2 separate regions of the Homo sapiens genome follow, and region 1 is linked to region 2. Evidence: chromatin loops called from intact Hi-C (ENCODE). Cell type or tissue: Caco-2. All regions are shown on one strand. Links, peaks and the distances in the headings refer to the core of each region. The heading gives the core; the rest is flanking DNA.

What was found. Hi-C counts contacts between places; a loop is a spot of excess contacts. Peaks named below come from ENCODE experiments on the same cell type or tissue, not always from the same donor. Only the 100,000 strongest peaks of a DNase experiment are listed, where the experiment ranks them.
Region 1: it touches region 2 in a loop (4-fold over the local background); 17 of 110 quality-filtered maps call a loop at or near these places.

Annotation. Positions count from the first base shown.
Region 1 is chr3:194,513,400-194,526,689 of GRCh38, forward strand. No RefSeq gene overlaps it. Among named protein-coding and RNA genes, the nearest start is that of ATP13A3-DT, 33 kb to the left of the region's middle. RefSeq lists an enhancer at 7,381-7,675. In Caco-2, for the core only: no CTCF peak of the experiment used is centred there; DNase peaks (open chromatin) are centred at 6,952 and 7,512; H3K4me3 peaks cover 1,014 bases.
Region 2 is chr3:194,567,115-194,576,183 of GRCh38, forward strand. No RefSeq gene overlaps it. Among named protein-coding and RNA genes, the nearest start is that of TMEM44-AS1, 13 kb to the right of the region's middle. RefSeq lists enhancers at 5,050-6,249, 5,226-5,520, 6,566-6,735. In Caco-2, for the core only: a CTCF peak has its summit at 6,862; DNase peaks (open chromatin) are centred at 5,397 and 6,837.

The DNA of each region.
Region 1 (13,290 bases), core at 6,440-8,939, 53 kb before region 2:
CACAATGGCTCGTGTCTGTAATCCCAGTGTGTTGGGAGGCTGAGGCAGGAGGATCACTTGAGGCCAGGAGTTTGAGACTAGCCTGGGCAACATAGTGAAACCCCTCCATTTCTACTTTAAATTTTTCTTTTACAGGCGGAGTGCGGTGACTCTCGCCTATAATCCCAGAATTTTGAGAGGCCAAGGTGGGCAGCTCACTTGAGCTCAGATGTTCGAGACCAGCCTGGGCAACATGGCAAAACCCCATCTCTACAAAAAATACAAAAATTAGCCAGGCATGGTGGTGTGCACCTGTAGTCCCAGATACCTGGAGGCTGAGGTGGAAGGATCACTTGAGCCTGGGAGGCAGAGGTTGCAGTGAGCCAAGATCACATCACTGCACTCCAGCCTGAGTGACAGTGAGACTCTGTCTCAAAAAAGGAAAAAAGAAAAGAAATTAAAATTAAATAAATTTTAAAAATCTTTTTTTCTTTCTTTCTTTCTTTTTCTTTTTTTCAAAGAAGTCTCCTAAGAGCCAGGCTATTAGCACTATCCTCCCTTTCAAGTGCTATACAGTGATCAGGTGAAACTGGAGAACATCTGAGTTGGGAGAGAATTCTAAGATCTCAAGTGTAAAAGCTTAATTTCACTGACTAAAAACTGAAGTCCAGAAAAGGAAAGAGGTTTTTGGCAAGGGGACACAGCCAACTGGTGGCAGAGCTGGCAATAGAACCCAGGATCCTTTTGACAACCCCCACCCCACATACACACATCCTCCCAAAGTGTGATCTTGCTCCAAAAAGCTAGCTTCTCTCCGAGTTTTCGCGTTTCTATCAGAAGCCCCCTCATCCTTTTCTTTTTCTCCCCCCTTTATGGCTATCTATCTTCTACAGGAAGGACAGAAGCCCTTTTCTTCTCAGTGAATAAGATTGGGAATCTTGGCCGCGCGCAGTGGTTCACACCTGTAATCCCAGCACTTTGGGAGGCCGAGGTGGGCAGATCCCCTGAGGTCAGGAGTTCGAGACCAGCCTGGCCAACATGATGAAACCTCATCTCTACTAAAAATACCAAACCAGCAGGGCATGATGGCGCATGCCTGTAATCCCAGCTACTCAGTAGGCTGAGGCAGGAGAATCGCTTGAACCTGGGAGGCAGAGGCTGCAGTGAGCCGAGATTGTGCCACTGCACTCAAGCCTGGGCAATAAGAGTGAAGCTCCGTCTCAAAAAATAATAATAATAAATAAAAAGATTGGGAATCTTGAGAAACTAAAAGAAAAGGGCAAATACTTAAAGAAAAAAGAAAAGACTGGGAATCTGAGAGTCATTCTTAGGTATTTTTGTTATCCCACGTGTGCAAGTAATGATTCCTATTGAGGCTTGCTTTAAAATATCTTACTCTCTATTCCACCCTTGCCTTCAGTCTGTGCCTGCTGCTGCCCCCTACCTCTGACCTCTCTCCAGGCCACCCGGTAGATAGCTAACATATTCATGATAACTTACAATTGTCATACACATACACGGCATCACTGTGCTGTGTTCTACATGTGTTACTTTATTCCTCTAAAAGACCCCATAAGCTGGGTGCCTTTATTACCCGCATTTTATAGATGAAGAAACTGAGGCTCAGTGCAGTTAAATAATATTTGTAAGATCTCACAGCAAGCAAGGAGCAGAACTGGGATTTTATTTATTTAACTTATTTATTATTATTATTATTATTATTATTATTGAGACAGAGTCTTGCTCTGTCGCCCAGGCTGGAGTGCAGTAATGTGATCTCGGCTCACTGCAGCCTCCACCTCCTGGGTTCAAGCAATTCTCCTGCCTCAGCCTCCCAAGTAGCTGGGATTACAGGCACACACCACCACACCTGGCTAATTTTTGTATTTTTAGTAGAGACAGGGTTTCGCCATGTTGGCCAGGCTGGTCTCAAACTCCTGACCTCAGGTGATCTGCCCGCCTCAGCCTCCCAAAGTGCTGGGATTATAGGGGTGAGCCACCGCGCCTGGCCGGAACTGGGATTTTAGAAGAACCAAGTGGTCTGGTGCCAAACTCCAAACTCCCAGCTGCTATACAATACTGCGTTTCTCTGAAGCACCCATACGACCATGTCACTCCTGTGCTCAAGTCTCTTCAGTGCCTCCCTTCTGACTGTGGTCGTTCAAATTCCTACTTGGGCATTAAAGGCTCTTCAGTGGTTTGTCTCTCGCTCTCCTGCAGGTAAGTTTATGCGCTTTGCTGTGTCTCACGTCCCTCCTCTATTACTTGAGTGTGATAATACCCTCTCATGAGGCTGCCACGAGGATTAAAGGAGGTCACTCAGCACAAAGTGACACAATTGGTGTTAGTGATCATTTAGTTACCTTTGTACTGTTTCTCCCAACTTACTTAGAGGACTCCTCTGACCAGAATGTTGCTGCAAATAAACAGTGCTTGTTGCTAAACTGAATGCGAATGTAAATTTTCCCTTCCTAGAAATGTTCCCCACTCCCATATGCCAACATCTCCAAATCCGTCCAAACCCAACCATCCTCCAATCACTCTACTTCACTGCCCCCACCCCCCCACTAATTGAAACTCCTGAGACACTTACTCTTTTTTTTTTTTTTTTTGAGGCAGAGTCTCACTCTTTCACCTAAGCTGGAGTGCAATGGTGCGTTCTCGGCTCACTGCAACCTCCACCTCCCAGGTTCAAGTGATTCTCCTGCCTCAACCTCCCGAGTAGCTGGGACTAGAGGCTCACACCACCATGCCCAGCTAATTTTTGTATTTTTAGTAGAAATGAGGTTTCATCATGTTGGCCAGGCTGGTTTCGAACTCCTGACCTCAAGTGATCTGTCCACCTCGGTCTCCCAAAGTGCTGAGATTATAGGCGTGATCCACCACGCCTGGCCTCGGGGACGTTTATTCTCATCATTCTTTTTTTTCCACACCACTATTTATTTACTCGTTTGTTAAGCATTTATCAAGTGCTTACTCTAATAATAACAATGCCTGTACAGACAGTCCCTGAGTTAATGGTGACTGACTTAATGATATTTTCAGTTGATGATGGGTTTACAGGGATATAACCCCATCTTACACTTGCTTGGTTATTTTTTTTTTTTTTGTCTTTTTTTTTTCCTTTCTGTGGAGAACGGCGTCTTGCTGTATTGCCCAGGCAGGTCTCGAACTTCTGGGCTCAAGCTATCCTCCCACCTCCTCCTCCCTAATAGTTGGGATTACAGGCATGAGCCACCATGGCCGGTGGACGTAACCCCAACTTAAGTCGAGGAGCATCTGTATTTGACTTGATACTTTACGAAGGGCTCCATACCACAGCTCTGCATCTGTAAATCCTCACAAAAGGCTTGGAAGGGGTTCCCATTTTTAGGCTGCCCTAGTTTTACCAGCTGGTGGTAAACCCTGGTGTCAGCACCAGCATTCCTGGGGATCCAGAGGTGATGCTGACAGGACCCCCGTCTTCAGGGCATGTATTGCTGGGTCTGTCCCGCAGACCCTGGCTGACAGATGAAATGAGTACTCAGACAGAGGTATGCAGTGTAAGAGCAGCTAGGCGACTGCCTGGCTCTAGTGTCCAGAGAGCAGCCCGAGAGCTGGAGCTGCTTGCTTTTATTCAGTGCAGGCACAATGACGAAAACCTGGAGCCAACACAACCTGCAGGTAATTAACATTTATCATTCCCTTTTCAGGCAACATCATGCACGCGGATGATCAACAGTCAGTTCCTGGTCAACATAAGTAAACAAGCCTGTTTAAGATAAATTCCCCCACACTCCCTTGTACCTACTCCTTGCCCTCTGCCCCAGGGTTATAGAACAGCTGCTTTCTGCTATTCTCCCCCCAGGCTCTGCAGAACCTTCTGACCTTTCAGAAGGTTTGCATCCTTTCCCTATAGTTTTTCCACCGCTCTGACCAGTCCCCCACAATATATAGCCTTGTATGCAAAGCCAGGCCTGTCCATGCAGGGTGACCATCCAAGGTAGACAGTGGCAAAATCTGGTGGAGGCATCAGAGATAGTGCCATCAGTTTGCTGGAACAAGCATATCAAGGAGCCTGGCAGATCTACACTTCACCAGACGGTGCCTGTAGCCAACAGGGCAGGCCCTTGCTCCAGGGAAACACTCAGAAATCAAAACTCCTTGCTCTGCTGCCAGGGAACTCTCCAGGAGATCCTCAGTGTCATCAGAAGCTGAAAAAAACAGTGCTGAGAAACGTGGCCTGCCGTCTTTCCAGCTAAGGGAGATGGCCCATTCGACCCTGGGTTGTCCTCTGCAAACGCGCTGCTGCAGGTTGCATGGCACCATCTCCTGATTGCAATTTGCTTTCCTGAGGGAGTGAACTGACTGAAATTGGATGGTAATAAGTTGCTAGGTTATTTTCCACTTTTTAGTTTATGAGGCTTATTCATTTTGCTTTAACATTAACCACTGCCTTCCTTTTAAGGAGCTGGTGAGGCAGCGCATGGCAACAGGTTCAGGGTGAGGAGTGGCACCACCTCCTTTCAGTGAGGATTTGGGAAGGGTGAAAAGCACCCTAATCTTCTCAGCCGCATGTGAACAAACCACCTGTCAAGGTGGGTCCTTCCTATAGGGAGGTTGATGTCAGCCCTTCAGGGAGGTCTCAGTTTTCTTCCTCCACTTCCTAATCCCTTCATTATAATTCCTTCCACAACAGAATAAGTTTCTTGAGCAATGCAGCAATATCCAGCAATTTTAGATAGACATTTACCTTTTGACCTAGAAATCTCACTTCTACGAATCCATCCTAAAGACACACTTTCAGCTGGATGTGGTCGCTCATGCCTGCGATCCTAACACTCTGGGAGGCTAAAGTGGAAGAATCTCTTGGGCTCAGGAGCTCAAGACCAGCCTGGGCAACATAGGAAGACCCTATCTCTAAAAAAAATAAAAATAAAAACGGCACACAGTCAAAAATTCAAAAATTAATATACATAAGGCTATTTATTACAGAAACATTGGTAGTAGCAAAAGACTGGAAATAACTCAATGCCCATCAATAGGGAACGGAGTAAATAAACTAAGATACCTACACATAATGGAGTGCCATGCAGCTTTGAAAGGAAATGAGGCATATTTCTATGTTATATGTTGTGATCACCAGAATATAACCTAATGAGTAAAAAGCCAGGTGAAGAAAATTCTGATAATATGCTATCATTGGAGAGGGGAATATGAATATACCATACATCACATAGGAGGAGAGAGGAAATAAAGTGAGAGGATTGGGATAGAAGCTAGACTTTTCTAAATATATCTTGTTTTATAGATTTATGTTGGAAGTTTGTGGATATAGTACTTTAGAAAAGTATAAAACCAAATTAGACTTGACAAAATGAAACAAGTCAATCTGTTGAGTTGATGGTGTAACTACACAGTGAGAAACTATTGCAAATGACCTTAACACTCAGGAATTCCACTGTATATTCCTAATGGGAGATCCCCTAATGACCAAACTTAAACCCAGTCCAACCAAACCAAAAAACCTTGTAAAATATCTGAAACCATTTTTAGTAATGAAATGAGAAATGTGGTCGTGTTGGTGATATGGTTTGGCTGTGTCCCCACCCCGACATCATCTTGAATTGTAACTCCCACAATTCCCACATGTCATGAGAGGAACCCAGTGGGAGGTGATTGAATTATGGGTGTGGGTCTTTCCTGCGCTGTTCCCATGATAGTGAATGACAAGATCTGATGATTTTAAAAACGGTTTCCCCGCACAACCTCCCTCTCTTGCCTGCCACCATCTATGTAAGATGTGACTTGTTCCTCCTTGCCTTCCGCTGTGATCGTGAGGCCTCCCCAGCCATGTGGAACTGTAAGTCCATTAAACCTCTTTTTCTTCCCAGTCTCGGGTATGTCTTCATCAGCAGCATGAAAATAAACTCATACAGTAAATTGGTACCAATAAAGTGGGGTGCTGCTGAAAAGATACCCAAAAATGTGGAAGCGACTTTGGAACTGGGTTATCAGGCAGAGGCTGGAACAGTTTGGAGGGCTCAGAAGAAGACAGGAAAATGTGGGAAAGTTTGGAACTTCCTAGAGACTTGTTGAATGGCTTTGACAAAAATGCTGATAGTGATATGAACAATAAGGTCCAGGCTGAGGTGGTCTCAGATGGAGATGAGGAACTTGTTGGGAACTGGAACAAAGGTGACCCTTGTTATGTTTTAGCAAAGAGACTGGTGGCATTTTGCTCCTGCCTTAGAGATTTGCAGAACTTTGAACTTGAGAGAGATGATTTAGAGTATCTGGTGGAAGAAATGTCTAAGCAACAAAGTATTCAAGAGGTGACTTGGGCGTTCTTAAACACATTCAGTTTTATAAGGGAAGCAGAGCATAAAAGTTCAGAAACTTGCAGCCTGACAATGTAATAGAAAAGAAAATTCTATTTTCTGAGGAGAAATTCAAGCTGGCTGCAGAAATTTGCATAAGAAATGGGGACCCAAATATTAATCTCCAAGACAATGGGGAAAATGTCTCCAGGGCATTTCAGAGGTCTTCATGGCAGCCCCTCCCATCACGGGACCAGAGGCCTAGGAGGAAAAAAATGGTTTCTTGGGCCAGGCCCAGGGTCTCCGTGCTGTGTGCAGCCTAGGGACTTGGTGCCCTGCATCCCAGCTACTCCAGCCATGATTAAAAGGGCCCAAGGTACAGCTCGGGCCGTGGCTGCAGAGGGTGCAAGCCTCAAGCCTTGGAAGCTTCTATGTGGAATTCAACCTGTGGGTGCACAGAAGTCAAGAACTGAGGCTTGGGAACCTCTGCCTAGATTTCAGAGGATGTATGGAAACGCCTGGATATCCAGGAAGTTTGCTGCAGGGACAGGGCCCTCATGGAGAACCTCTGCTGGGACAGTGTGGAAAGGAAATGTGGAGTTGGAGTCCCCACACAGAGTCCCAACTGGGGCACCACCTAGTGGAGCTGTGAGAAGAGGGCCACTGTCCTCCAGACCCCAGAATGGTAGATCCACCGACAGCTTGCACATGTGCCTGGAAAATCGGCAGACACTCAACACCAGCCCATGAAAGCAGCCAGAAGGGAGGGTGTACCCTGCAAAGCCACAGGGGCTGAGCTGCCCAAGACCATGGGAACCCACTTCTTGCATCAGCGTGACCCGGATGCGAGACATGGAGTCAAAGGAGATCATTTTGGAGATTTAAGACTTAACTGCCCTGCTGGATTTCTGATTTGTATGGGGACCAGAGCGCCTTTGTTTTGGCCAATTTCTCCCATTTGGAATGGCTGTATTTACCCGATACCTGTACCCCCATTGTATCTGGGAAGTAACTAACTTGCTTTTGATCTTACAAGCTCCTAGGCGAAAGGAATGTGCCTTGTCTCAGATGAGACTTTGGACTGTGGACTTTTGAGTTAATGCTGAAATGAGTTAAGACTTTGGGAGACTGTTGGGAAGGCATGACTGGTTTTGAAACGTGAGAACATGAGATTTGGGAGGGGCCAGAGGCGGGATGATATGGTTTGGCTGTGTCCCCACCGAAATCTCATTTTGAATTGTAACTCCCACAACTCCTGTGTGTCATTGGAGGAACCCAGTGGGAGGTGATCGAATTATGGGGGCAGGTCTTTCCTGTGCGGTTCTCATGATGGTAAATGAGTCTCACAAGAGCTGATCGTTTTAAAAGTGGGAGTTTCCCTGTACAAGCTGTCTCTCTTGCCTGCTGCCATTCATGTAAGATGTGACTTACTCCTCCTTGCCTTCCACAATGATTGTGAGGCCGTCCCAGCCATGTGGGACTGTAAGTTCATTAAACCTTTTTTTCTTTCCAGTCTTGCATATGTCTTTATCAGCAGCATGAAAATGGACTAATACAGTTGGTAAGACTGTTTTGCATGTATTATAGGATAAAGCAATGAGTAATTATGTTGTTTTGAAAAGTGGGATGTTTTACATCCCAGGTATGGATATAAGATCAATAAAGTTAAGTAGAAACACTTTAGTCTTACCTAAATTTGAAATAGAACTATTAGTAAGAATCCATAAAGTATTTGCTTGTAAAAAATTCTTTCTAGAAACCATCATCAATTCAAAAGCAAGCATTTCTTGCACACAGAATATGATCTCTAAATGCCATTTACTAAAAGAAAGCAGGGCTCCTTAGAAAAATGGCTGATTCCAGATCTGGGCTCCTGGGAAAGAAATGTACAAGATGAGCCTGGAACATCATATTATACACCTGATAATCAAGCATTTATCAAGAACAATAGGGTGATTTCACAAGGCAAATACCAGATATTATGTGCCTCCTGATGAAAAACATTAGTCATGAAGTAGTCTTGCCAAAATCCCTAACCTAAATCTGATCAACTACTCTAAATCCAACTTCTAGTTTACAGGAAATGTCAAGGACAGAGAACATGTTAAATCATACTGCTGGTTGCAATCACCAAAATTATTGCAGTGGCTCATGCCTATAATCCCAGCACTTTGGGAGGCTAAGGAGGGCAGATTGCTTGAGCCCAGGAGTCTGAAACCAGTCTGAAATATAGTGAGACCCCCATTTCTACAAAAAATTGAAAAATTAACCAGGCATGGTAACATGCACCTATGGTCTCAGCTACTCTGCAGCCTGAGGCAGGAGGATCGCTTGATACCAGGAGTTTGAGGGTCCCTTGAGCCATGATTGCACCACTGCATTCCAGCCTGTGTGACAGAACGATACCCTGTTTAAAAAAAAGAAAATATCACAAAGACTTAGTTGCCTATAGTCCTAGCTACTCAGGAGGATGAGGCAGGAGCATGAGGCTGGAGGATGGCTTGAGCCCAGGAGTTCCAGTCCAGACTGGGCAACATAGTAACCCCCTCCCTTAAAAAAAAAACAAAAACAAAAACAAAAAAACAGACTCAGTCAACTTGAAGAGGCCCCCACTAACCAAAGAATAAGATAATCTGAGCATCAATAAGAATTATAACTGTGATGAATTGAAGCTCATCAAATGTTTAAAACCATGAATTCATGCTTTTTAAAAATTAAATCTATTGGTCACTTTTGGTGGGTGCTAGGGATCCATTTGTTATTTTGAAAATTGGCAAATAAAGAGAGAGAAGCATTTATATTACCTTTCCAGTGACAAATATAGCTTATGTTAACTGCATAGACGATCAGGGAAACCTTTTTTGGATGTATTACAGCTATTAAACAGAGAAAGACTAGAAGGATTACAATATCACCATTTTGCCATCTTTAGTAAATTAACAGGCCTGGACTTTGATCATCAATGACGGTCAAAAGACAAATACATGAGTGCCTCCCGATGAGAAACAGTCATGAAGTAGTCTTGCCAAAAATCACTAACCTGTCTGGTCACTACTCTAAATCCAACTACTAGTTTACAGGAAATGCCAAGGACAGGGAACGTGTTAAATGATACTGCTGAATGCAGTCGCCAAAACTCAGATGGTGAGAAATTCCATGAGATAAATGACCCAGCTTCTTCAACAAATACATTACAAGCAGGAGGAACTTATCAAGTAAAAGGGATCCAAGAGGCATACTGAAGTCTATGGGTGAAAATGATGCCATGATATGATTTGCTTCAGAATAATCCAGGAAGGGATTAGTCATAAAATAAGATTAGCCATGAATTCTTTTTTTTTTTTTTTTTTTTTTTTGAGATGGAATCTCGCTCTGTCACCCAGGCTGGGGTGCAGTGGTGCGATCTCGGCTCACTGCAACCTCTGCCTCCCGGGCTCAAGCAATTCTCCTGCCTCACCCTCCCAAGTAGCTGGGACTACAGGCGTGTGCTACCACACCTGGCTAATTTTTTGTTTTTAGTAGAGACGGGGTTTCACCATGTTGGCCAAGCTGGTCTCGAACTCCTGACCTCAGGTGATCTGCCCACCTTGGCCTCCCAAAGTGCAGGGATTACAGGTGTGAGCCACTGCGCCTGGCCGAATTCTTAATTATTGAACCTAGGTGATAGAATCGTGGAAGTTTATGATACCATTCTGTCTCCTTTTATGTTAGAAATTTTCCATAGTGAAATAAATAAATAAATAAATAAACAAAAAGGAAACTAAAGACTGAAGCCACAGAAAAGCTAAACAAACAAAATAAAGACTTTCTCTCTCTTTTTTTTTGGACACAGGGTCTTGCTGTGGTGCCCAGACTACCTGGGCTGCAGTGCAACGGTGCCATCTCAGCTTACTGCAGCCTCAACCTCCCAGGCTCAAGAGATCTTCCCAACTCCTGAATAGCTGGGACTACAGGTTCGCGCTACCATGCCCAGCTAAGTTTTCCATTTTTTTGTAGAGACAGGGTCTCGCCATGTTGCCCGGTCTAGTCTCAAACTCCTGGACTCAAGTGATTCCCCTGCCTAGGCCACCCAAAGTGCTGGGATGGATTACAGGTGTGAGCCGCCATGCCTGGCCAGAAGGTGAATTTTGAAGTCAGGTCGACTCGGCTTCAGTTCTGGCTTAGCCACTCCATAACTGTGTGACAAGAGACAAGTTCTAGCTCTGAAACCCAATTTTCTCAGGAAAATGGTGACAGTACACACCACCGTTCCGTTGTATGAATTAAAGGTAACAGTTGGGCAATGCTTGGCAGAGCTCCTCGCACATAGTAACCACCTTTACTTATTGCTGGAGGGAAGGTTGTACACCCTTGGGCCTTTTCTCTTTTTGAAATAGCTGGTATGGAACTCAGGTGACAAGACTAGTGGAGGCAGGAAGAGGGACCCAGGAATTCTATCTTCCTATGGCTAAAAGGGGAAAAAGAAGCTTCCCCGCCTGGAATACTTCCTGAATCTTGCCCCTCCTCCCCATTTTTCAGGGCTCTTTTCTAGTTCTGCCTCCAGGCAAAATTAGTACCTCCTCTTTTTGCCTCAGCTTTTCCACAAGTCTATTTGAACACATCCTTTGACCCCTTTTATTGGTGTGATTTGAACCAGGCACAGTGGCTCAGGCCTGTAATCCCAGCACTTTGGGAGGCCAAGGCGGGAGGATCACTCGAGTCCAGGAGTTGGCGACCAGTCTGGGCGACATAGCAAGACCCTGCCTCTGTTTTAAAAACTTTTTTTTTTTTTGAGACAGAGTCTTGCTCTGTCACCCAGGCTGGAGTGACGTGGCGCAAACTCGGCTCACTGCAAGCTCCACCTCCTGGGTTCAAGCGATTCTCCTATCTCAGCCTCCCGAGTATCTGGAATTACAGGTGCATGCGACCATGCCCGGCTGATTTTTGTATTTTTAGTAGAGACGGGGTTTCACCACGTTGGCCAGGCTGGTCTCAAACTCCTGACCTCAGGTGATCTGCCAGCCTTGGCCTCCCAAAGCGCTGGGATTACAGGCATGAGCCACCGCACCCAGCCTTGAAAAAACAATTTTTTTAAGTAATTAAATATTAGTGTGATTTTTTTTCTGTTCTTCCTCCACTGTTCCCCAAGCTATAAACTTCCCTACAGGGCAAGAGTCTTCAAGATCTTTCTTTCTACCCAGGTGCCCAGAACAGTGTCTGGCACATTGTAGGCGCTCAAAAAAATGCTTACTGCCTCGGAAACCTGACCAGAAAAGGCCAACTGTATGTGGGGTGGGGAAGGGAATGAGAAGGGTTAACCTTTCTCCTCCACCTTCAGCTCTGTGTCAGATGATATACAAGTGGAGACTGAATCCCGTAGATTTATAGTGTGTTTTATGATGATATAAACAGAGCTTTTTTGTTATTATTAATCATCCCATTTATGCATTTCAAAAATCCACAAAAATTCATCATTAAAATTTGTTTCATACCTTCTCATCCTTTCTCTCAATAACGTAGCAGTGTTAGAATTTTGTCTCAATTCGTCATGGCCTTCAGGTAGCACTTGTCTGCTGGACACAGAGGGACAGGAATTCTCAACCTGAAGACTGCAAGTTTCAGCCACCTATGAAGTTTCAGCATCCTGATGTTGCAAAATGGTACATATACATGTGTACCTATATACATTTTTTTTTGAGACAGAGTCTTGCTCTGCTACCCAGGCTGGAGTGCAGTGGCATGATCTCAGCTCACTGCAACCTCCACCTCCCAGGTTCAAGCGATTCTCCTATGTCAGCCTCCTGAGTAGATGGGATTACAGGTGTGTGCCACCACACCCGGCTAATTTTTTATATTTTTGGCAGAGATGGGGTTTCACCACGTTGGCAGGCTGGTCTCAAACTCCTGACCTCAAGTGATCTGCCTGCCTTGGCCTCCCAAAGTGTTGGGATTACAGGCATGAGCCACCACCCCTGGCCCATATATGCATTTTTGGATAGGGTGATGGTCTGTGATTTTTCAGTCAGATGCTCTCATGGGTTCCTGACCTAACAAAGGAGAATGACTACATTCAATAGAAGAGGTGCAAAATAATGAGAAACACTAAGTGTTCACTGAGAACTCTTTCTTTTCTTTTTCTTTTTCTTTTTTTTTTTTTTTTTTTGAGACGGAATCTCACTCTGTCACCCAGGCTGGAGTGCAGTGGCGCGATCTCAGCTCACCACAACCTCCGCCTCCCAGGTTCAAACAATTCTCCTGCCTCAGCCTCCCGAGTAGCTGGGATTACAGGCATGCACCACCACGCCTGGCTAACTTTTGTTTTTTTAGTAGAGATGGAGTTTCTCCATGTTGGTCAGGCCAGTCTGAAACTCCTGACCTCAGGTGATCCACCTGCCTCGGCCTCCCAAAGTGCTGGGATTATAGGCGTGAACCACTGTGCCTGGCCTAGTGTACCCATTCTTTAAGGCCCCACTCCTGTCCCTTCTCCCTACCACTGTCCCTGCCTCTTACCCAACCAGTTGTCTTTCTCTCTTGTAAACTCCAACATTTCACATTTATCTCTTGTTATATGTGGCTAGTAACCATTGATCACCTTCCTTATGTTTGCTCATGTTTTACCTTCCCAGCTAGTCTGTATGCTTCTCGAAGGCTAGGCTCATATTGCACATCATTGTATCTTCTTTGCCCTCTGGAAGGCTAGGATCATATTGCGCATCATTGTATCTTCTTTGCCCTCTGGAAGGCTAGGATCATATTGCGCATCATTGTATCTTCTTTGCCCCCGGAGCATGGCCTGCCTAGAGGGGATATTTGGTCATTTCTTTTTCATTGATTGGTTTTATAACCACCATAATGTTTGAACTCCTTAATGTGGCCTACATGGATTGGTCTTTGCCACCCTATTTGGCCTCATTTGTGTCTCCTCCCCCTTTACATTTTATACCTAGCCATCCTCAATACCAGCCAGTTCCTTAGAAATTCCATGGGCCAAGCACAGTGGCTCATCACACCTGTAATCCCAGCACTTTGGGAG
Region 2 (9,069 bases), core at 5,397-7,896:
TCTGACCATCCAGCCAGTCCATTGGTGATAGCCCATGCTATGGGTTAAATGTTTGTATCTCCCTAACATTTATCTGTTGAAATTCTAACCACCAATGTGATGGTATTAGGAAGTAGTGAGGGCGGAGCCCTCGTGAAAGGGATCAGTACTCCTTAGGAAAAGAGACACAGAGACCCTGCTTCCTCTCTGCTCTCTCCCACCATGTGAGGAGCCACAAAAAGACGGCCATGTGCAAACCAGGAGACTGCATTCAGCAGGTGCCAGAACCGCCAGCACCTGGATCTTGGACTTTCCAGCCTCCAGAGCTGTGAGAAATAAATTGTTGTTCACCTGTGTGCAGTGGCTCATGACTGTAATCCCAGCACAAGAGGAGAGGCAGGGGTGTGTCCTGAGGAGAATCGCAGAACCTTGCGAGGCAACTTAGATGAGGCCTATGAGGTTTATACCTGCAGAGTGTGGCCAATCTGCTCAGACAGGAAAGGCTACTTTTGGCAAAGAAGACTTGGCAGAATTTAGGGGTTTGATGATCCCAGCTTCATCAGGATCTGCCCATATGTCCCAATTCCAATTATCAGTATCCCATTCCTTCCCAGTCAATGCCCTTGCTTTAATAAAAGATCCTGCAAGATTGAGAATTGAATTTACATTGGAATTTAGCTACTTGGAGGATAAGACCCTGGATTTTATTTTCAGAAATCTCAGTCCTGTAACCACAGGAGATAAGAGTTTTTCTCAGGGCAGATAGAGAAGCTTTCAGATCATTTATGCAAAACATGAGCTAGGAATTTGAAGCCCTGAACTCATCCTTTTCTTTCCCCACTTTTTTTTTTTTTAATGAGACAGAGTCTTACTCTTTCATCCAGACTGCAGTGCAGTGGTGTGATCTCAGCTCACTGCAGCCTCTGCCTCCCAGGTTCAAGTGATTCTCCTGCCTCAGTCTCCCGAGTAGCTGAGATTACAGGTGTGTGCCACCACACCCAGCTAATCTTTGTATTTTTAGTAGAGATGGGGTTTTGCCCTATCTTAAAATATAAATAAATAAATATATAAAGAAGAACTCATTTTTAAGGTTCTACTCTTTTAGAACCACTTTCAGAACCAAAGCCTGTATTAGCCAGACTATAACCAAGACAAAGACGACTAGGAGATAAATATTAAGAGATTTATTGCAAGGAATTGGCCTGTGTGACTGTGGGGACTGGGTAGGCAAATCTGATGTCTGAAGGGCAGACCAGAAAAAGCAAGGTATAACTTTCTCAGGCATTACCAAATGCTGCTGCCCACAGATGAAATTTCTTCAGAGAACCCTCAGCTCTGCTCTGAAGGCCTTTCAAGGTCTGACTGAACCAAGCCCATTCAGATTATCTAGGATAATCTCCCTCAAAGTCAACTGATTATGGACTTGAATCACATCTATAAAATACCTGCACAGCAATGCCTAGATTTGAGTTTGATTGAATAATGGGACTGTAGCCTAGCCAAGTTGACACATAAAATTGACCATCACACCGGGCGCGGAGGCTCACGCTTGTAATCCTAGCACTTCGGGAGGCTGAGGCAGGCAGATCACCTGAGGTCGGGAGTTTGAGACCAGCCTGACCAATGTGGAGAAACCCCATCTCTACTAAAAATAAAAAATTAGCCATGCATGGTGGCAGGTGCCTGTAATCCCAGCTACTCGGGAGGCTGAGTTAGGAGAATTGCTTGAACCTGGGAGGCAGAGGTTGTGGTGAGCCGAGATCGTGCCATTGCACTCCAGCCTGGGCAACAAGAGTGAAACTCCGTCTCAAAAAAAAAAAAAATTGACCATCACAATGCCCCCTGTAGAAGGTGGAGAGCCTTTCAGCAGCGGATGCATTCACATGATCACCAATGTGCTGTAGGCCCATCGATTGCTCTGTGGAGGCTGGTTTCAAGGAAGGAAAGGCCGAAGGCAGACAGACTAGGTGAAAGACGATCCAGGCCTTGCTGTGAGCTGAAGCGGGTACTCCAAAACTCAGTTGTTCAAGCTTAACACCTTGTACCTCCAGCAACTGTATTTGGAGATACAGTTTGGAGGTGCTTAGGTTAACACGAGGCTGTTAAGGCCAGGTGTGGTGGCTCACGCCTATAATCACAGCACTTTGAGAGGCCAAGGCAGGTGGATGGCTTGAGCTCATAAATTCGAGACCAGTCTGAGCAACATGAGAAACCCCGGCTCTACGAAAAATACAAAAATTAGCTGGGTGTGGTGGTGCAGGAGGCTGAGGTGGGAGGATGGCTTGAGCCTGGGGGGCGGAGTTTGCACTGAACCGAGATGGTGTCACTGCATTCCAGCCTGGGCGACAGAACCAGAGCTTGTCTTTAAAAAAAAAAAAAAATGGGGCCGGGCACAGTGGCTCATGCCTGTAATCCCAGCACTTTCGGAGGCAGAGACTGGTGGATTGGTCAGGCTTGAGGCCAGGAATTCGAGACCAGCCTGACCAACGTGGCGAAAATCCATCTCTACTAAAAAATACAAAAATTTAGTCGTGGTGCACACCTGTAAATTCCAGCTACTCAGGAGGCTGAGGCACAAGAATCGCTTGAACCCAGGAGGCAGAGGTTGCAATTTTTAATAAAATTTTATTTTTCTTGGTCAGGCGCGGTGCTTCATGCCTGTAATCCCAGCACTTTGGGAGGCCAGGCGTGTGGGTCACCTGAAGTCAGGAATTCGAGACCAGCCTGACCAACATGGCGAAAACCTGTCTCTACTAAAAAGACAAAAATTAGCTGGACATGGTGGCAAATGCCTGCTACTCGGGAGGCTGAGGCAGGAGAATCACCTGAGCCTGGGAAGTGAAGGTTGCAGTGAGCCGAGATAGCACCACTGCACTCCAGCCTGGGTGACAGAGCAAGATCTTGTCTCAAAAAAAAAAAAAAAGATTATTTTTTGTCACACCAACAAATTCAGCTTCGAAGGAAGAGAAATTTGAACAATATTGACAGAAAGTTGAAGGGCAGGCAACTGGTAACGGCTCAGGCCTGACTGAGGGGGTTCACTATCCTGCTTATTCCAGACAAGCGGTCTGTTAGATTTTCCATCAGCCCAAATAACCTTCTACAGGGTGGAATTTATCATTTCCCAAGAGAGAAGCATCCGCTGCACCCTCAAAGCACAGCCACACAAAGACCTGTGGCTAAACTGGACACTTTGCTTGCCACTGATCTACTAGACGCATGGTTTCCAGAAGGAGATTGTCTGTGGCCGCAAACGGATTGCGAGCAGACTGCGAAGGGGTAGTGAAACCACCGCGGGGCTTCGGAAATGCTTCTCCGCTGAGCAAAGCTAAAAAGAAGTCTACAAGACACCGTGGATTTGGATGAAAAGAGTCTGCCTCCCCTTTGTCAACAGAAAGCCACAAGCACGCGTGTGCTGTGATGTGAAATGCTGGCATGAAGCAGCAGGAGTTTCCATTTTGTCACACTATAGGGAAACGCTGGAGCATCTCTGCAGCTGTCCCACTGACCCCCAGGACAACTGGAAGTCTAACATTTTTCCTTCTCATCACCTCCTCCACCCCTGGTGAAAGCTTTCCTGCCTCTTTGCCTTTCTGGATGGGAGAGCGCAGCTGGGGACACCCGAGGCAGCTCAAGCTGGAACACAAGGGCAGGGGAAAGCAGCGGACAAGATATGAAAGGGCTTGGGAGACATGGGAGTGAGATTGAAGGGCCCGAAGCACAGACAGAGCTGGCCCACGAGAGAGGAAGTGTTGCCTAGGATGTACTGTCTCTTCTCCTTCCTGGGATGATGAGAGGGCAGGAGCCACCTCGGACAGGTGTGCCCCCGTGCCCAGTGGAGTTCGCTAGAAGTGAGGCCTGCTGCTTCCCAACAGCTAAGTCATGGTGGAAAGCAGAGTGAAAATGTTTTCTTCCAGGAAAACAGGACCTCTGTTTCCATGACGCAGCCTCTGCTATTATCACACTGTGTGACCTGGACAAGTGTCAACCTTTCAATCTGTAGTTTCATCTGTAGATAATAATACCTGCCTCTTTGGGCGTCATGACGCAGAGTTATTAAGTACAGAGAGAATGAGTAAATATTCATCAAACTCCAAGACACCAGTAGGTGAAAGGTTTATGGGGAAACTTTTAGCCAGGCGTGATGGTGGGTGCCTGTAGTCCCAGCTACTCGGGAGGCTGAGACAGGAGAATCACTTGAATCTGGGAGGTGGAGGTTGCAGTGAGCCGAGATCGCACCATTGCACTCCAGCCTGAGTGACAAGAGCGAGACTCTGTCTCAAAAAAACGAATAAATAAATAAAATAAAAACTAATTCGGCTGGGGAAGGGTAGTGATAAATTTGCAGTTAACAGAATGTTTAAGTCTGAAGCCATGGCTGTTATGGTAGAGATCTCTTCAGGGCCCAGGCAAGACTTCGGTCACTGCGGCCAGGGCCAGGACTCGGTTCCTATCTCCCCCTCGCTGCCCTTGCATTGTTCTCCAAATCCCCTGGTGACCGAGCAGATACCCTGGAGGGACGAAACGAGGCCCACCCTGGCTTCCTCGAGCAGGACAGGGCCTGCCTGTGTGCTTTTCTTTAGTCTCAGAAAAGCCAAAATTAGCCTCACTTTTGTTTCTTTTCTCAGGAGCCTCTAAATTGTATCTCAGGAAAGGATTATTGTGCTCTAGGGACCCTATCTTATCGTGGGGTGTGGGGGAGGCGATGAGTGAAAGGAAAATGGTCTTTGACAAATTGGTTCAATTCGGACAATCACGTGATTTTCCAGTAATTGCCCACCACTGCTGTAGTGAGCTATTGTTTCACTTCCCAAATATTTAGTCAAGTAGGAGGCCTGAGAAAACTGGGGAGGGTCAGAGGCTGGAGAGCACGCTCATGGAGGGGAAAAGTGCTGTTTTTGGTGATCTCTGCATATTGTTGTGAATGGTAATACTAAGGACGCTCTGGACTCTTTATCACTAACTTTGAAGGACTGACAACCACTTTAGGTGTAAGGAGACCCCTCAGGGACACCCCCTGCCGGAATGCACTGCCGTGGGGGAAGAGTCCTTCTGAGGCGTGGGCTCTGGAGCTGGTAGCTTTTGAGCCTAGTTTGATCCAGCTCTTCCCTGCTTCATGGCCGACCAGGCTGCCTTGCTGACCCCTCTGAGGAGATAAGGGAGTATTGTTTTACCTCTCCTGGTGAACACCGCTGAGAAAAACAAAGTCACACACTGTGAATTAGGGGACAAATGAGACTCGGGCTGCCGGAGCTAAAGGCTTCACACAAAGAATCCAAGGCATGACCAGGCATTTGCTCTTATGCAACTTTTCAAAAATTCCTGGGTCTCCAGGGAAAAAGAGCATGAGCTCTGGGGTGACCTCACCCTGCCTCACTCAGCCTGACATCACGGGACATTTGGGGGATTAGGTCGGACGGTGGCGGCAGCGGCAGCACGTGAGAATGTGTGTTATCGACGGGGAACACTTTTCCCGTGCTCTCATGTGGTCATCTGTCTGATATGCCTGTGGGTGGAGGTGGGCAGAGGGGAAGGGAGTGTCCTGTCACCGGCGACAGAAAAGAGCCATGAGGTCATTGGAGCCCAAGGCTTTCCTCACTGACCATCGGCAGCAATTGTCTTCCCAGCTTCCACTCCCAAGGGTTCACCTCCGCTCCCACAGAGGGTTCTGATCTTGGGATTCCTGCTTTGGACACACATTTTCTTCCATCTGAAAATAGGCCCTGATAGTCGGACAGGGGATATATTATTTGGAGAGAGATTTGGCAATTAACTTTGACAATTTTGTTTTTTTCCAGCTTCTGATGACAATTCCCTCACATCTGAGCCCCTCTGAGATGCTGCCCTTGCTTCTTATAACTCCCTGCCTAGGCATGATGTGCAGGCAGCCCTTCGCCCACCTTGCCCACACCCTCCCCGCCCAGGGTTCCTCACCATGCATCTCACTGCGATCTGGGATCCCTCCCACTCCTCCACCTCCATCCCACTGAATCAGCGTCGCCGATCAGGAGCTGAGACCTGAGAAGCTGTATAAGAAGCAGACCACTCCCGCGATTCTGCTGCCCACTGAACTGGAGAATCATTGAGTCGGCTGATCTCTAACCACCGACTCAGAGCCTGCGTTCTAGAATCGAAATGTTCCCAGGGAAGGCAGCCTCAAGGGAATCAACGGACAGCCTCCCACTTGTGCAGGGGTTTTAATAACCATTAGGTCTCAGTCTTCCTACCTCAGTGATTCTCTTCCTTGGCTGCATGTTGGAATCATGCCTGGGGTTTTTTAAAGTTACACATAATATGGTTCCCAGCAGAGATGAGACATACGGGCTTTCCCCACCCCGCTTCTCTAAGAAGCAAAAAATGGCCTTGGAATCCCAGGCAGTGGTACCACCGGAAGTGTAATGTTGACACCTGGTAAGGAAATCTCCCAACTAAGTCACCTGGAGGCACAGAGGGCAGCCATCTGAACAGAGTGGGGACTGGGGATCCCAGGACTTACTGTGGTAATTTCCTTTAGAAGAATCGCTTCAGTGTTGGAGAAAGGGGTGCTCTCAGACGCTTAGGCTCCAAGGCGGCCAAACAAATGCTGCAGACCCTGGGGTGGATCTCTGGGGAAGAGCGGGCAAGAGCGTGGAGGTCCTGGCTCCCTGTGCTGGTGAGGCTGGAACGGGGTCTGACACAGCATCCCACAGCCAGCTGGTGTCCCACGAGGAGGCTGTATAGGTGAACTTAGGAGTCCAAGTAGGGATTCCTTGGCCAGGATTAGCAAGAGGGAGGGGAAGGTGGTCTCTTCTTGAAGAGGCACAGCTGCCCTGCGAGGCTGCTAGGAGCAGCTGGAGGGTACAAGCTAAGGATGGGGCAGGACCAGTGACTGACAGTGACACCATGAGGCAGTGAGCGGTCACAGCAGAGGTAACCGTAACTGCTAATAATGATTTGGTGTTGTTTGCCCAGCATTGATCAATGTGCCTTACACTTATTAATTCACCCGATAACAGTTCTGTGAGGAAGTCATTATCACCCCCACTGTAGAGAGAAGGAAATGGAGGCATGAAGGCTACACAATTAGAGTGGCTGCCAGTCTGTGAACCCAGGCAGTCTGGCTCTGGAGCCCACACCCCTACCCAGGAGGCCTTGCTGCCTTCATGGCAATAGCCTTCATTTATTGAGCACTTACTATGTGCTGTCACAGCCTCTGTGCTCTTTCAGCCTTCACCGCAATCTTCTGAGGTGGGGCATACTTTTCTTCTCATTTCACAGATAAGGAAAGTGAGGCGCAGGAAAGAAAAATAGGCAACTGCTTACCATCCATTCTCTCCCCTCTGGGAGTGGAAGCCAGACTAATTCCACGGCAGCTCCTTTGTTTTTTTTTTTTTTTGGAGACAGAGTCTCGCTCTGTCGCCTAGGCTGGAGTGCAGTGGCACGATCTCGGCTCACTACAACCTCCACCTCCCAGGTTCAAGGGATTCTCCTGCCTCAGCCTCTCGAGTAGCTGGGATTACAGGTGCCTGCCACCACGCCCAGCTAAATTTTGTATTTTTAGTAGAGATGGGGGTCACCGTGTTGTCCAGGCTGGTCATGAACTCCTGACCTCAGGTGATCCACCCTGCTCAGCCTCCCAAAGTGCCGGGATTACAGGTGTGAGTCACTGTGCCCAACCAGCTCCTTCACTTTTTAGAACTCAATAAGCCTTTAGGGTTCTCAGAAAACTCAGGGTAGGTGGAAGCTTCAACAGGGGATTCTGGGCATCCTGCAATACAACGTTTGCCCTCTTGAGTGCAGAACTGGAAAAACAAAGATTATAGGACATTCTTTCTCCCTCTAAATTTGTGAAAGCAAATCATACCAATTATAGGGGCCTCATCCCAGATCCATTTAATCAGAATACATGAAGAGTGGGGCCAGGAAATCTGAATTAAATCAAAACCAAAAACAAACCACAGGTGATTCTGGTGCACAACTGGGGTTGAAAATCACTGCGTTATCTCACGGTCATATGCATGGCCCCAGTGAGCAGTCAGCACTGTTTCACCTTGCCCGCTGCCTAGACACAGCCTATTTATCAAGACAGGGGAACTGCAGTAGAGAAAGAGTAATCCATGCAGAGCCGGCCGTGTGGGAGACCGAAGCTGTATTATTACTCAAATCAGTCTCCCCGAGCATTCGGGGAGCAGAGTTTTTAAGGACAGCTTGGTGGGTGTGGAGAGCCAGTGAGCCGGGAGTGCTGATTGATCAGGGATGATATCACAGGGAGTCAGCTGTCTTCTTGCGCTGAGTCAGTTCCTGGGTCGGGGCCACAAGATCAGATGAGCCAGTTTATCCATCTGGGTGGTGCCAGCTGATCCATCAAGTGTGGAGTCTGCAAAATATCCCAAGCGCTGATCTTAGGAGCAGTGTAGGGAGGGTCAGAATCTTGTAGCCTCCAGCTGCATGGCTCCTAAACCATCATTTCTAATCTCTTGGCTAATTCGTTTGTCCTACAAAGACAGTCTAGACCCCAGGCAAGAAGGAGGTTTGTTTTGGGAAAGAGCAGCTGTCGTCTTTGCTTTAAAGTAGAAACTAAGTTTCTCCCAAAGTTAGTTCACCTTCGCCCAGGAATGAACAAGGACAGCTTGGAGGTTAGAAGCAAGATGGAGTTGGTTAGGTCAAGTCTCTTTCACTGTCTCGCTTACAGTTTTGCAATGGCGGTTTCATTTCCAACAACAACTTCTAGTTTTCAAATTCTCTTGCTTAGAAAGAAGCTGCATGCGAGACCTGAGCAAAACTCCTCTCCTGTCACAGAGGGGATGTTGCTCAACAGGCAAGAGAACGTGCCAAGGAAGGAGTTGGGTCAGGCCTGGGGCAGACAAGCAAACATCCAGGCACTCTATTCTTACCCTTCCCCCTGCCTTCTCTACTTGGAGAATCATCAACTGGTCTTAAAAGCCAGGCCCATGAAGCCATGTCTTCTTGGTGAACACTCCCCCTGTCTGGCCTCCGCCTCCTCCTGGCCTCTCCTCCTGGGCACTGCGCTTCCCCTACAGGGCTGAGGTGCCCTTGCAGACAAGGGCTGGGAGTTATTCCTGTGCTCCCCCTGCCCCAGCAGGGTGCCTT